2 separate regions of the Mus musculus genome follow, and region 2 is linked to region 1. The links are chromatin contacts, found by POLR2A ChIA-PET in ENCODE. All regions are on one chromosome and are shown on one strand. The core of a region is the stretch at or near the end of the contact, and the rest is flanking DNA. Distances in the headings are between cores, read along the strand shown.

What was found. ChIA-PET counts read pairs that join two places held with the same protein, here RNA polymerase II (POLR2A).
Region 2: POLR2A ChIA-PET joins it to region 1 with 25 read pairs in Patski. The contact joins the promoter of Dedd here to the promoter of Alyref2 in region 1. POLR2A ChIA-PET finds 5 or more read pairs at or near these places in 4 of 5 experiments (Patski and embryonic stem cell).

The regions. Positions count from the first base shown.
Region 1 is chr1:171,501,117-171,507,362 of GRCm38, reverse strand. Alyref2 (Aly/REF export factor 2) reads right to left here and starts at 3,885. Exons shown (of 1, transcript NM_019484.4): 1 at 2,613-3,885. The coding sequence starts at 3,706. The coding sequence ends at 3,050. LOC115487699 (a small nuclear RNA gene) reads left to right here and starts at 4,200; the gene lies at 4,200-4,315.
Region 2 is chr1:171,324,349-171,330,652 of GRCm38, reverse strand. It overlaps Dedd (death effector domain-containing), which reads right to left and starts at 1,508. Exons shown (of 6, transcript NM_001128609.1): 1 at 1,127-1,508. It overlaps Gm20045 (a long non-coding RNA gene), which reads left to right and starts at 3,339. Exons shown (of 2, transcript XR_865726.1): 1 at 3,339-3,759; 2 at 5,912-6,304.

The DNA of each region.
Region 1 (6,246 bases), core at 2,636-5,135:
AGTCGCAGGAGCGCCCTGCATCTGAACAGCAACAGGATGTTTGAGATGACAAATGGCTTGCACTTCCTTAAAGACATCCGCGGTGTGTTCTTCTCCCAGAGGCCATGCTGGTCCATGGCCCCATGCTTCAGGAGAGGGTCATGCTGATGTATGGAGGATAGACTGCCACAAGAGACCAAGCGGAGGTCCTTGGCATGTGCTGGTGCTGGAGACCCTGTGGGTGTTTGTGGCCTGTGCCGTTGCCAGAAGCCATGTAAAAGGTCAGGATCCACGCTCGTGCTGACTGTAAAGGGCAGGGAAGCTTCTCCTGCAGGGATTATCAATGACTGCAGGCTCGCAACTGAGGAAGATGGACATAGAAGGATTCTGTGACAAAACCTACCTCCACACACTCACCCCAAAGTAACAGCATAAAGAAGGAAGCCATCAAAGAGAACTCTTAAAAGGTGTGAGAGGGATGCTAGTAGCTCTCCACAGTGACTTCCACCAGGCGGTGCAGTGAAGGACTCAGCTTTTCCTTAGGGCGCTGGCCACTGGGAGTTTCACCACACCCCAGTGAGCATATAGAGAACACCAAACACCAAACGGACTTGGTTTCGTTTCATTTTTGTTTTTTTCAAGGTTTTTTTTTTTTTTTTTTTTTTTGGTTGGTTGGTTGGTTGGTTGGTTGGTTGGTTTGGTTTGGTTTTTGGTTTTTTGTTTTTCTTTCTTTTGGGGGAGTCTCAAGAAAGATCCAGCAGACATGGGATGAAGTGGAAACTTAAGGGTTCTTTGGAAAGTCAGCTGTGTCAGACGGTGTTTTGCTGGGGCAAACCTGTGGAGTGTTTTCGTGAAGTGGACACAGGTGAAAGACTAAGACAGGTGAAGGAAGGTTTTGCTGAAGCAGACACAGGAGAGAGGATGTTCTGCTAAAGCAAACACATGGAAGGGCGCGTGATGAAGGACTCTTTGCTAACAACATGCATGTACAGGTCCTCCTTACACTGCATAGCTGAGCTGCATTTATCAGGACGCCATAGAGAGAAACACACTAAAACACTTTTGGTGGTGTGCTGCAGTTTCTTGCTGCTTCTGCAGACTTGGGCTGATTGGCAGTGATGTCACCTGAGACAGATGCGCGTGCTAGGGCAAGACCTGTGGAGGACATGTGACGTTTGGAGGGTTATAAATAGGACTCAACAGACAGTGACAGAGGCTGAGCTTGGCTTGCTTATAGAGGTAGCTGTGCAACACTTGTGGGTCTTTTCTCTGATCTTCGATTCCCTGAGAGAGGCACAGCTGAGAATTTCTGGCATTCCTCCTGATGACTAGAGCTGAGGCTGAGGCCTGGCTGTCTCTGCTAGGTAGGCCACTGCTGCTGATTCCTGTTTGCTATGCTGACTCTACTGAACTGGACTGCTGGTGTGTTACAGTAAATCTCCAACCCAAATATGCCCCGGCTATAATAACACAACTCAGTTAATATGATTGCATGCAGTGCGCCTAGATTGGGCAGATCTACCACTACACTACCATCTTCCTCATCTATGAGACTCCTTAGAACTTGAGGTTTCTCCAGGCCATGTGCTTCTGCTCCATTACTTCTTCTTCTTCCTCCTCCTCCTCTGCATCCTCTTCCTCCTCCATTTTCTCCTTCTTCTCTCTCCCAACCTTCTGCTCCACCTTCCCTTTATCTGCCCAATCAACAGTTCTCCTTTATTTTACAAATTAAGGTGGGAAGCAGGTTCACCTGAGTGCCGAACTCATCAAATATAATTAGCCCCATGGCTATCCACAACCCTGGTGTATCAGTGAAGTATTTGCAAGTAGATCAAACTGTGCTGCTCAATGACCAGTGAACTGAATTGCTGATTTCCAAACAACACAGAGGGGGTTTACTCCAAAGAATCTTTCTAAACAGGTGCACTTCCCCCGTATCCTCTCTTTCCCACCACTTTGGTGGGTGGTGGGCTACAAGGGAGGTTAAAGCGTTTAAGAACTATCATTAAAAATAAGATTTGGGCTGGGCTGTGGTGGCGCACGTCTTTAATCCCAGCACTTGGGAGGCAGAGGCAGGCAGATTTCTAAGTTCGAGGCCAGCCTGGTCTACAAAGTGAGTTCCAGGACAGCCAGGGCTACACAGAGAAACCCTGTCTCGGAAAAAAATAAAATAAAATAATAATAATAAGATTTGGAAAATTAAAGATACAACGGGAGGAGTGGGAAGTGAGCTTGATCATGGTACACAGTGTGAAAGTCCCAAATAATTCACAAAAATATTATGTTAAAAAAAAAGAAAGTTGGTGTTTGTTTTTTGTTTTGTTGTTGTTTGGGGGGGCAGGGTTTTGGGGAGAGGGGCTTGAAACAAGGTTTCTCTGTGGAGCCTGTATATCCTAGAAGCTAGTATTAAAGGCATGAGCCGCCGCCACCACCACCACCCCTGCCTTTGATTTTATTTTAGATTAGTCATATCTCACTAAAACTCCTGTCTCAGCCTTACCAACGCTGAGAGGTCAGGTAGGTACCACCCCTACCAGACAGAAAAGACTTTCCATGTAATTAAACCCACCGCCTTCCTTGCTCATGGTGAGTAGGCATTCTGCCACTGAGCTGCATCAAAGGCAAGGTTTTTTCAATTCTTGTTTTATTCTTACATGATGGAGCTGAGAATGAAACCCACTTCTTCATGCATGCTAGTCAGTCATGTGTTCTGTCCATAAAAGTCATATTGTAATTTGTAATTTTTCTTTTTCTTTTTTAATTTTTCCAGTTCTACACACATTTCTATTTTATTATGACAAAGGTGAAAATGCCACCTTCTCCACAACAGCACCCAGGAAAACTTATCCCAAAAAATAACTCAGTACAAAACAGGTCTGTTTCAGAATTTAAAAAAAAAAAAAAAAAAAAACTTTACATGAGTTTTTAGATCCTATTTTAAAACAGGAAGTAAAAAGAAACAAAAAACCAAATTCACCATTGTCTGCACAGTCCAGTTGCCTACCCTCCCTCTAAGGCATCACAGACGAGGCGTCTGGGTCCCGGTTCTTGTGCGGATTTGTTCGGTTGTTTAGCTGGTGTCCCTCCTTGCATTGTAAGCATCCAGCTGTGCGTCCAACTCCTCTGCAGAAAGCTGCTGCTGCTTTGAGTTCCTGCCAGTGCCTCTACCCCTTCCCTGGCTGCCGCGGCCACCAAAGCCTCCAGAGCCACGGCTCCTTGTCATGCCGCCTCTGTTTCCGCTTTGTGCAGGTCTTCGCTGTGGATCGATCTGTGACGTGACAAGCTGGATGTCCATAGGGCGGCCATCCAAAGGGACGCCCTTGTACTGCTTCATAGCCTTCAGGGCATCTGCCCTCCGTTCAAAGTGTACATCCGCCGTCCCTAAACTTCGTCCAGAGCGATCGTAGTCCACAGCGGCTTTTTTCAACGTTCCAAATTCAGCAAAGAGTTCCTGAATGTCAGCATCTGACACCCCGAAGTCCAGGTTTGACACGAGCAGCTTGGCACCGGTCTCCACGCCTTCCCCACCCCCGCAGCCGCTGTCGAATAGGTCGTGCTGCCACTTGTCCGGAAGTGGTTTCGGTCTACTGTACGGTGCCGGCCGGTTCCTGCCGCCGCGGGCGATGGCGGGCCGGTTCCTCCTAGGCCCGCCGCCTCGATTCACCCGGCGCTGGTTACGGTTCAGCTTAATGATGTCGTCCAAAGACATGTCCATCTTGTCGGCCATGGCGGGCGCGGATCCGGGCCTGACTGGCCCGGCCCTCGCGGTGCAGACCAGAAAGTACTCAAATTCAATGATTCCCCCGCCTTGACTCCGCCTCTCCGACCGGTGCTGGAATCACAAGCGCACCAAAATCACACTTGGAAATTGGAAGTCTGTGCGCTTGTGAATCTGGCTTTCGCTCTGACCCCTGGTGGCCGCCCAGCGCCTAGAGACATCTGGGACAAATTCGAGGCACTTCCGGAAACCGAGCGGGCCACGCGGCTTCTCCGCGATATTTGCATACCCACAATGCAGTGCACACAGATGGTTGTATAATTTAAAAGGGTAGCGTGTTGTTTTCGTTGTTCTGTTTTATTCCTTTTATTCCTTAATGTGATAGAACCTTCAAAGATTTATCTGATATAATAAAGTAGTCAGTGTCTTTAGGAGTAAATAGTCACCATTAGTTGTCTAGGAAATACAGTCGGCCGAGAACTGTACACTAGGACAGCTGGGTATACTCTGGTTTCTCTTCAGATCGTATAAATCTTTCGCCTTTTACTAAAGATTTCCGTGGAGAGGAACAATTCTGAGTCTTACACTAATTTTTTGAGGCCTTGCTTTAGCAAGGCTATTAATAATGTTTAAAGTTAGAATTAACAGTCTTTATTGTGTGCTCTATGTATTTTTTTGTCTTCAGTGTTAACCAAAGTTAGAATTAACAGTCTTTATTGTGTGCTCTATGTATTTTCTTGTCTTCAGTGTTAACCACTGTAAGGTAAAAATGGCTTGAGCTTAGGCTAAAGAGACAGCTCATTGGTTAAAAGGGCTCAGTCGCATGGCGTTGTGTCTCATAACCGATAAAGTAAATAAGCCTTTAAAAGCAAATACTAAGTTTTTGTGGGAAGTCTGTAGACATGTTATTTATTAAGCTGTTTTTTATCTAGCTGCGTTATGTTGTGGTCTCAGTGAACATATGTATAAACCATTATTTTTAATATTTTATTTAAGTGCAAGGTGGTTATGGACTTAAGGCACGTACAATTTTCTAGCAAGATGGCTAACCCAGCTCTGTAGCTGAGGAAGAACTAGCGCCCCCTTCTGACTTCCATCAGTGCCAAGCAACGCTCAGATACGCAGGCAAAATATTCATACAAATAAAGGCAGATACATTCTAAAAAATAAATGCAGCCACTCGAGCAGAAGGGACAGGTTACCCTCAGAGCTGTGGGAGGGGCTAGACTATGATGCAATTCCCCATCTCCCCCCAGTCCCTCCCCCCCCAAAAAAATGAAAACTACTCTCCCACCCAAGACCTTTCCCTTAAGGACAGAGACTGTCCCTTTGAAATACCTCAGTCTCCTTATAGCTAAAATACCTCAGTAATAAGAACAGGTAACAAGGGGGCTGGAGAGATGGCTCAGTGGTTAAGAGCACCGACTGCTCTTCCGAAGGTCCGAAGTTCAAATCAGCAACCACATGGTGGCTCACAACCATCCGTAATGAGATCTGACTCCCTCTTCTGGTGTGTCTGAAGACAGCTACAGTGTACTTAGATATAATAATAAATAAATCTTAAAAAAAAAAAAAAAGAACAGGTAACAAAGTGGCAGGAACTTCAAACACAGAATGCCCTCGGTCTGCTTGGCAAAGCATCTTTGGCTCTGCCCACCAAAGTACACTGGAAAGGAAGTTGAACTTTCTCTCTTCCTGGAACAGACTTGAAATCATGGAAAGGCTCTTGGATGTCTCCTGGATGGGCTACTGCACTGACCAGTTCATTGCCTGCTTCACGCCTCACTTCTGTTTCTACAAAATTCCCTGGGATAAACGCTCCACAGTGCCCCACCTGGGGCCTACTTCTGCTGGATAGGAGCTCCCACAACTCCCACCTGTAACCCTATAACAAATCTCCCTTCTAACCTCTCGGAAATTCCTTCTCTGCTTTGCAAAACAAAGGACCTGAAAGCCAACGGTTTGGGTGCCTCTAGTGGCCATTGGATAGCCTGACACCTTAACACTCCAAGCTATCCATGACTGAAGCAAGAAAGTTTCCAAAGATACTTTCCCACTTTTCTTTATCATCCTCAGTGTCATCAATAGGTGAGGGCGGGAGTATAGGGAGTTCACGGTCCAGCCTGGGATACCTGCCTAAAGAAAACAATAAAATAAAGAAACAGGATGGACATACCATGGATAGCCGAACATGTCCAGCAGAGAACAAAAGAGTGTTCATAATTGCATCAGTTGCTTTCCTGTTGCTGTGATAACAAAACCAAAGAAAAGTTCATTTTGGCTAGGAACCCAGAGAGAGAATCCATAACAGTAGGGGGAGGCATAGCAACAGGGGGATGGAGCAGAAAGCAGATCACATCTTCACCTTTAAACACAATGCAGAGAGAATAAACCGGAAGCAAGGAAAGGCTATAAACTCTCAGAGCCCACCACCCCCCAATCGACATCCTTCTGCCAACACAGTCAGACCTAAAGGTTCCGTATCAGTCCCCTACCCAGCACCACTAACTAGAGATCAAGTGTTCACTCACCCAAGCTCACCAGGGACA
Region 2 (6,304 bases), core at 259-2,758, 170 kb after region 1:
AACTTGAGGGTCAGTAAAGGTAAGCATATTTAATTAGCCTGTTACCTAGAGGCCAGTCTGTCTCTTCTATTTCCTCCTCAGGCTTCCAGAGCCTCCACCTTGGTATATAAGGCTCCAGAAAAGTCTCTTTCCCTATTCTTGTAATGCTAATTGCAAGAAAAGAAAAAAAGAAACCTAGGAAAGAGCTTTACTAATCTCCCTATTTGTAACCAGGAAAAACAAGGAAGCAAGCGGGTGTTTTGGAAAGCAAATCCGGTTGAACCCTCATTCAACCCCAATTCTCCAAACCCACATGACCATTCCTTTCTGCCCTTCCCACCCTATTAAAAGCTAAGCGCCTGGCAATTAAAATTGGCTGCAACTGATACTGCTTAACTCTGCTGCCCTTCCACAGGGGGGAAAGGGAAACCCCCAAACCCTCTATCACCCGTGCAGCTCCACTGCCCTATCTTCCCCCCTTCCTTTCAAACTTTCCTCCGGGTCTCTCACTTTCTACGTTACCCCGGCACATCGCCACTCTCTCCATCCGCCAAGCCCCGCTTCTCTTCTCCTCTTCCACCCCAATTCTCCCCTTAGGCCCTTCCGCTTCCAATTTGAACACTTTGAAAAACCTCCCTCCGGCACACGTCTCAAGTCCAATCCAACCCCCCCCCCCAACCCCCGCCACCTCCCACGTCCTCACCACGGCGCTCACGGGAGTCCAGCCCTCCCTGCAGCCACATGCCACCAGCCCCCGTCCCCTCCACACCCTCAACCTCTCCCTCCGGCTCCTACCCCTTCCCCAGCGCTGGCTCGCAGCCCCGCTCCCCACCTCGGCCTCTTTACTGCCCCTGGCCTGGGCCAGCCTGGGCCCTTGTTTACGCCCCTCCCCAGGCTCGCACTCCTGCGCCCCGACCCCTGCCCTCTCCCACAGTTGCCATCTCCCCTGCACGCCCCCCTCGGCCGCTCCCCTTCCCCCACCTCGCAGCGTCCCGTCACCTCCCTCTCCGGAGGTTCTCCGGGCTGGACGTCGCCACCGCCTCCCCCTTCCACTTTCCTTCCCCAAGCCCTTGGCGGCCCCGCCCGGCCCCGCCCCGTCCCACTCGACTCCCCCTCCCCACGCCGGCCGGCCGCCCCGCCGCCTCACTCTCGGCTCAGCCTCGGCGCCGCCATGTTGGATCCATCCGCGCCGCTCTCCGGGGCCTGCGCCTCACGGAGCCGCATCCGGGCTCCAGCCGCCGCCGCCTCCGCCGCCGCCGCCGCCGCCGCGGGCGTGGGGGAGGGGAGGGCCGGGCGGGGGTGGCTGCATCCTGCACAGCGCCTCCCGGAACCTGGCCGGTTAGTGTCGGCTTCGAGACCATAACGAGGCATGAGCGGAGGAGCCATACTAGGTGAGGGCAGCCTGGCAGCGGCATTAAGCGGGGAGTGGGTAGCTTCACGTCGGCAAGAGAGGCTGGAGACTGGCAGCCATCTTGCTTAGGGGCAAGCTGGCAACGCAGGGTTCTCCTAACGGCGGCGGCGGGGAGGTTCTAAGAAGCGGAGAGAGAACGTATTTGAAGGTGGAAGCCTTGGTGGCGCCCGAGCTGGCTGGTATCGGGCTCGAAGGCCCTCGGGAGAGAGGGGCTGGCAGCCATGATACGTAAGGGCGGAATCGGCCGGGGGTCGGACTGCCCGGTGAACTGAGGTGAAAGGTCACGATCTGGAGTTCACCTTTGCCTTGAACTTCCTGTCACTCTGACGTTCTGAAACCCGAACCTCGCAGCCGCGCTTCTCACCCTCTCTCGGAATTCATCCCTTCAGTGTTTTCCTTTTGAGCTCCCATTTTCCTATGGAAAAGTCGCCTCAGCTGACGGGTGAAGGACGGCTGAGAATTGAATTGGGGGTGGGATGGGCTCGAGTATGTTCTGGAGCTGCCGAGAGCCTGCTGTGGCTAAAGGAAGAGGTAATACAAAGGGCTTTGAGATAGGGAGCTATGACTCAAGACCTTGCAAATTTATTTTATCCTAAGGGCAGTCGAAGAGGCTTTGAAGGGTCTAAACAGAGGTGTGAACAGTTAGTTATATTTGTATTGTAGAGAGATCACAGCTTGCCAGCTCTGGGCATGTTAGTGCCAGCCTGAAGCCTGAGGCAGGAGGATTACTTGAGCCCTGGAGATGGAGACCAATTTGGACTTAATTTAAGCGAAGAAGACCGCAAGGATGTTAGAGCACTGTAGAAGAATGCGTTCTTAGCACGGTTAGGCCTGACGTTCGGTCCCTGGGGAGTGGAGCTGGGTAGGGAGAGAGATCAATTATGAAGCTAAAGAAGAGACAGTGGCGATGTGTAGGTAGGAAGGCATGTGTTGGATAAGGAAATATGAGTGTCCTGACTTGAATAACTGGGTTACGTTATTTTTAGTTTCAAGAGATCTGCGGGATATCTTTTAGGCAAGTATATATGAATTAGTGTGGTTTGAAACCAAGAAAGTTGAAAGTGTGCTTGCGCATGTCTGGATATTCTTGGAGCCATAAGAGAGAAAAATGGCCTAAAGAGGAGGATGTGTGCATTCGAGGAGTGAGATGAGGGAAGGAAGCAGAAAATAGGACAGCGAGGAGGCACAGACAGGAAGCCAGACAGAGAAAAGTATCAAGGAAACTTGTTACAAGTATCAAGAGTAAGCGATTAGGTAAGATGTGGACTAAAATGTGTGGTTCGGAATGTGGAAGAAATGAAGGTCACTAGGTAAACTTGGAGAAAGTTGTTACATAGAGGTATAGGGTAACAACCAGATCCAAGTGGAAAGATACAATGTGTAAAAAGTTTTGTGGCTACTCACACTAAGGTTTGTAATCCCAGTTTTCAAGAAGCGGGAGGATGGGATTTGAGGCAAAACTGGACCTATTTAATGAGCAACAGACCAGCCAGACCCAGTAGTAAAAAGGCAAAAGTAAAAAGCCCTTTTCTCAGTGTTTATTGGGGGGAGGGGGAGAAGTGGGGGAGCTGTCAGTAAGTTGTCGTGTGGAGGAGAATTTAAAAGAAAAAGGAAGGTTTTCACCAGTTTGTAGTAGTGCATACCTTTAATTCCAGAGGCAGAAACAGGCAGATCTCTGAGTCAAGGCCAGCCTGGTCTACAGAGTGAGTTCCAGGACAGCCAGGGCTACACAGAGAAACCCTGCCTCAAACAAGAGGGAAGAAGGAAAGAGGAAAGGAAAAGAATGAATTTGAGGTAACGTGATCCTCCCAGGTGACTGGGCTGTACATTAGCAAGACCTTTGTCAGTAGCTTATCCAAGATAGAATGACTGATAACAAGAAAACTGACATGCAGGCTGGGGGGAAATGCTCAGAGCTACACAGAAAACCTGGTTTAGGGGGCAGAGGGGTTGTTTCTTGTTTTTTAAAAACCGTAATGTTGTAGTGAAAGAGAATACTCATGGCGATTACAGTAGGAGAGACCTTTGTCTCGAAAAAAAAAATCCGTATAGAGGATTTTTGTTGTTGTTGTTGTTGTTTGGTTTGATTTTTTTTTGCTTTTGTTTTTTGAGACAACAACCAGGTCGTGATCCACCTGCCTCAGCCTCCTGAGTTCTGGGATTAAAGGCATGTGCCACTGTGTGTGTGTGTGTGTGTGTGTGTGTGTGTGTGTGTGTGTGTGTGTGTGTGTGTGTGTGTGTTTGTGTGTGTGTATTTCTGTCTTAAGAGGAACTGAAGGGCCGGGTATGGTGGCGCATGCCTTTAATCCCAGCACTTGGGAGGCAGAGGCATGTGGATCTCTGAGTTCAAGGCCAGCCTGGTCTACAGAGTGAGTTCCAGGACAGCCAGGGCTATACAGAGAAACCCTGTCTCGAAAAACCAAAAAAAAAAAAAAAGAGGAACTGAAGGGATGGCTCAGCAGTTGAGAGACTGAATTCTAGAACACTTTGGACATCAGTTCCAGTTTCAGAGGATCTGGCACTCTCCTAAGGGCCCCCGCATACATGTACACATACAAACATGCACATAAATATTTTTAAATCTAAAAGTGATCTAGCTAGGTCACTTCTGATCTCTGAAGGAATCAAACATAGTAGGGAGATCCCTCTGCATCCATGTTCATTTGTTGTAGCACTAGTCACAATATTTATGTTTTGGACTTTGCCTAATGCCCATCAACAGGTGAAGGGCTAACAGGAATGGGATTTTATTCCGTCAAAAAAAATGCAATCCTCTTGTTTGCAGGAAGATGAGTGGCACTGGAGAGTATTGTGTTTTGTAAAAGTCAGATTCAAACAAATATTTGAATATAATGTAGATTTGAATATAAATACGGCATGACGGTAGAACTTTGGTGTACAAGAGAGGAGGAGGAGGGATGAGGAGAAAACGGCCGTGAGCAAAGTACACAGTGTGCTTGTGTGACGATGTCTTGGTAAAACCCATCTTTTTTCTTTTTCAAATGTACTCAGAAACTCTGTAACCTTAACTGTCCTATAATCCGCAGCCTGGCCTTGAACTAAAAAGATCAGCCTGCCTTTGCTTATACAGTGCTGGGATTAAAGCTGTGAGGCACCACAACCAGCAGAAACCCATTAGTTTATATGATGAACGTGGCTCACACACACTCCAGAGCCATAGTCACTCATGTATGCTTCTAGAACTAAGTGTCTCTATCCTTCTCTCCAACAGTAAGTGTACCAGTTTTCAAGAGGGTTTTTCCTCACTGACACTCTTCTGTCCCCATGGGGAAGACTTTGCCTACTCTAGTTGTTTCAATTTTTTAAAATTATTTTTGGTTCATGTATCTAGCAAATATAAAGTGTTTGCCTGCATTTGTGTATGTGTGCCCCATGTGTGCCTGGAGCCTGCAGAGACGAGGTGTTAGATTCCCCGACACTGGAGTTGCAGAAGGTCATGCTGCTACAGTAGTGAAATGACCTTTAACACCTTTAATCCAAGCACTCCAGAGGCAGAGGCAGGCTGAAGCCAGTCAGGGACACTGTGAGACCTTGTCTCAAGGATGCTAGCAGCTGTCAGTAACAAAGATCTAAGGGCTTTAAAGATGACTGTGGACAGAGGTGCTTGCTGCCAAGCCTTAATGACATGAGATTGGTCACCTGAGCCAACAGCTTCAGAAAATTGTCCTCTAATCTCCACATGTATGCCGTGGTACACACATACACATATACATGTACATAGGCATACATCGAAATATAATAAAAAATCAGTAACATAGTGGCTTTTTAATAAGTGTTACAGTTTTCCTCTTACCCAGCTAGCTTCCAAATAACTGAGACTGGACTATTATATTTATTTATCAAGTTTTAATGGTACAACAACTGAGTGGTATTGCTCTATTTTCATCCTCTAAGCTAATCTTGCTGCCTCCCAGCCAAAATCCCAGAAATACTTGTATTTTATGGCTTTCTCTACTCAAGCTGTTTTCTCCTGCTTTCTCTTTGACTCTCTCCCTGCCCCACCCTCTGCCCTGGCTAGGAGGAAGTCCAGTGTGGAGAGAATCTCTTAAAAGAATCACCTGCCAATAAAAAAGCCAGTGGCCAATGAGCTGAGACAGAAAATAAAAGGTAGGACAATGGCAGGAAGAGAGAATATTCTAGAAAAATGGAGACTAAAAGGAGACACAGAGACATTAAAGAGATTTGAGAGAGACACTGAGGAGACTGGAAGAAAAGCAAGCCAGGACTGAAGAGGTAACTAACCAAAGGGTAGACACAGAATAGTTTAAATGGATTACGTTAGTTACAAGCTAGTCAGGGCATGAGCCAAAGCCTGTAGCCAAGGCATTTATTAATATAAGTCTCTGAGTCATCATCCTGGGAGTAGGGGCTAAGGGGACAACAGATTTTTTTTTTTAATAGTCCAACCCGAGCCGGGTGTGGTGGCGCACACCTTTAATCCCAGCACTCGGGAGGCAGAGGCAGGTGGATTTCTGAGTTCGAGGCCAGCTTGGTCTACAGAGTGAGTTCCAGGACAGCCAGGGCTATACAGAGAAACCCTGTCTCGAAAAAAAACCAAAAAAAAAAAAAAAAAAAAGTCCAGCCCTATCCTCTTCTCTGTTCAATCATTGGCTGATCAGCTTTTTTATTGACCAGTGAGGGAATAACTGGGGAGTAATAGTTACGTTTACAACATTGAAACAAGAGATTCTCAGAATAAGGATTGTAATCAGGTACGGGAGCAGCACAGAAATCAGCGTTTGAATAATGCAGGTATAACCTCAAACACTGCACAGGAGCATTATGCCGACCACAGGAGAGGACAGAGCTCAGTTGCTGGAGCATCACCCAGTGTGAGAAAAGAGAGACTCTGAAACAAACCAAAGAAAGTTTTAATGTTGTTTATTTGTAAGT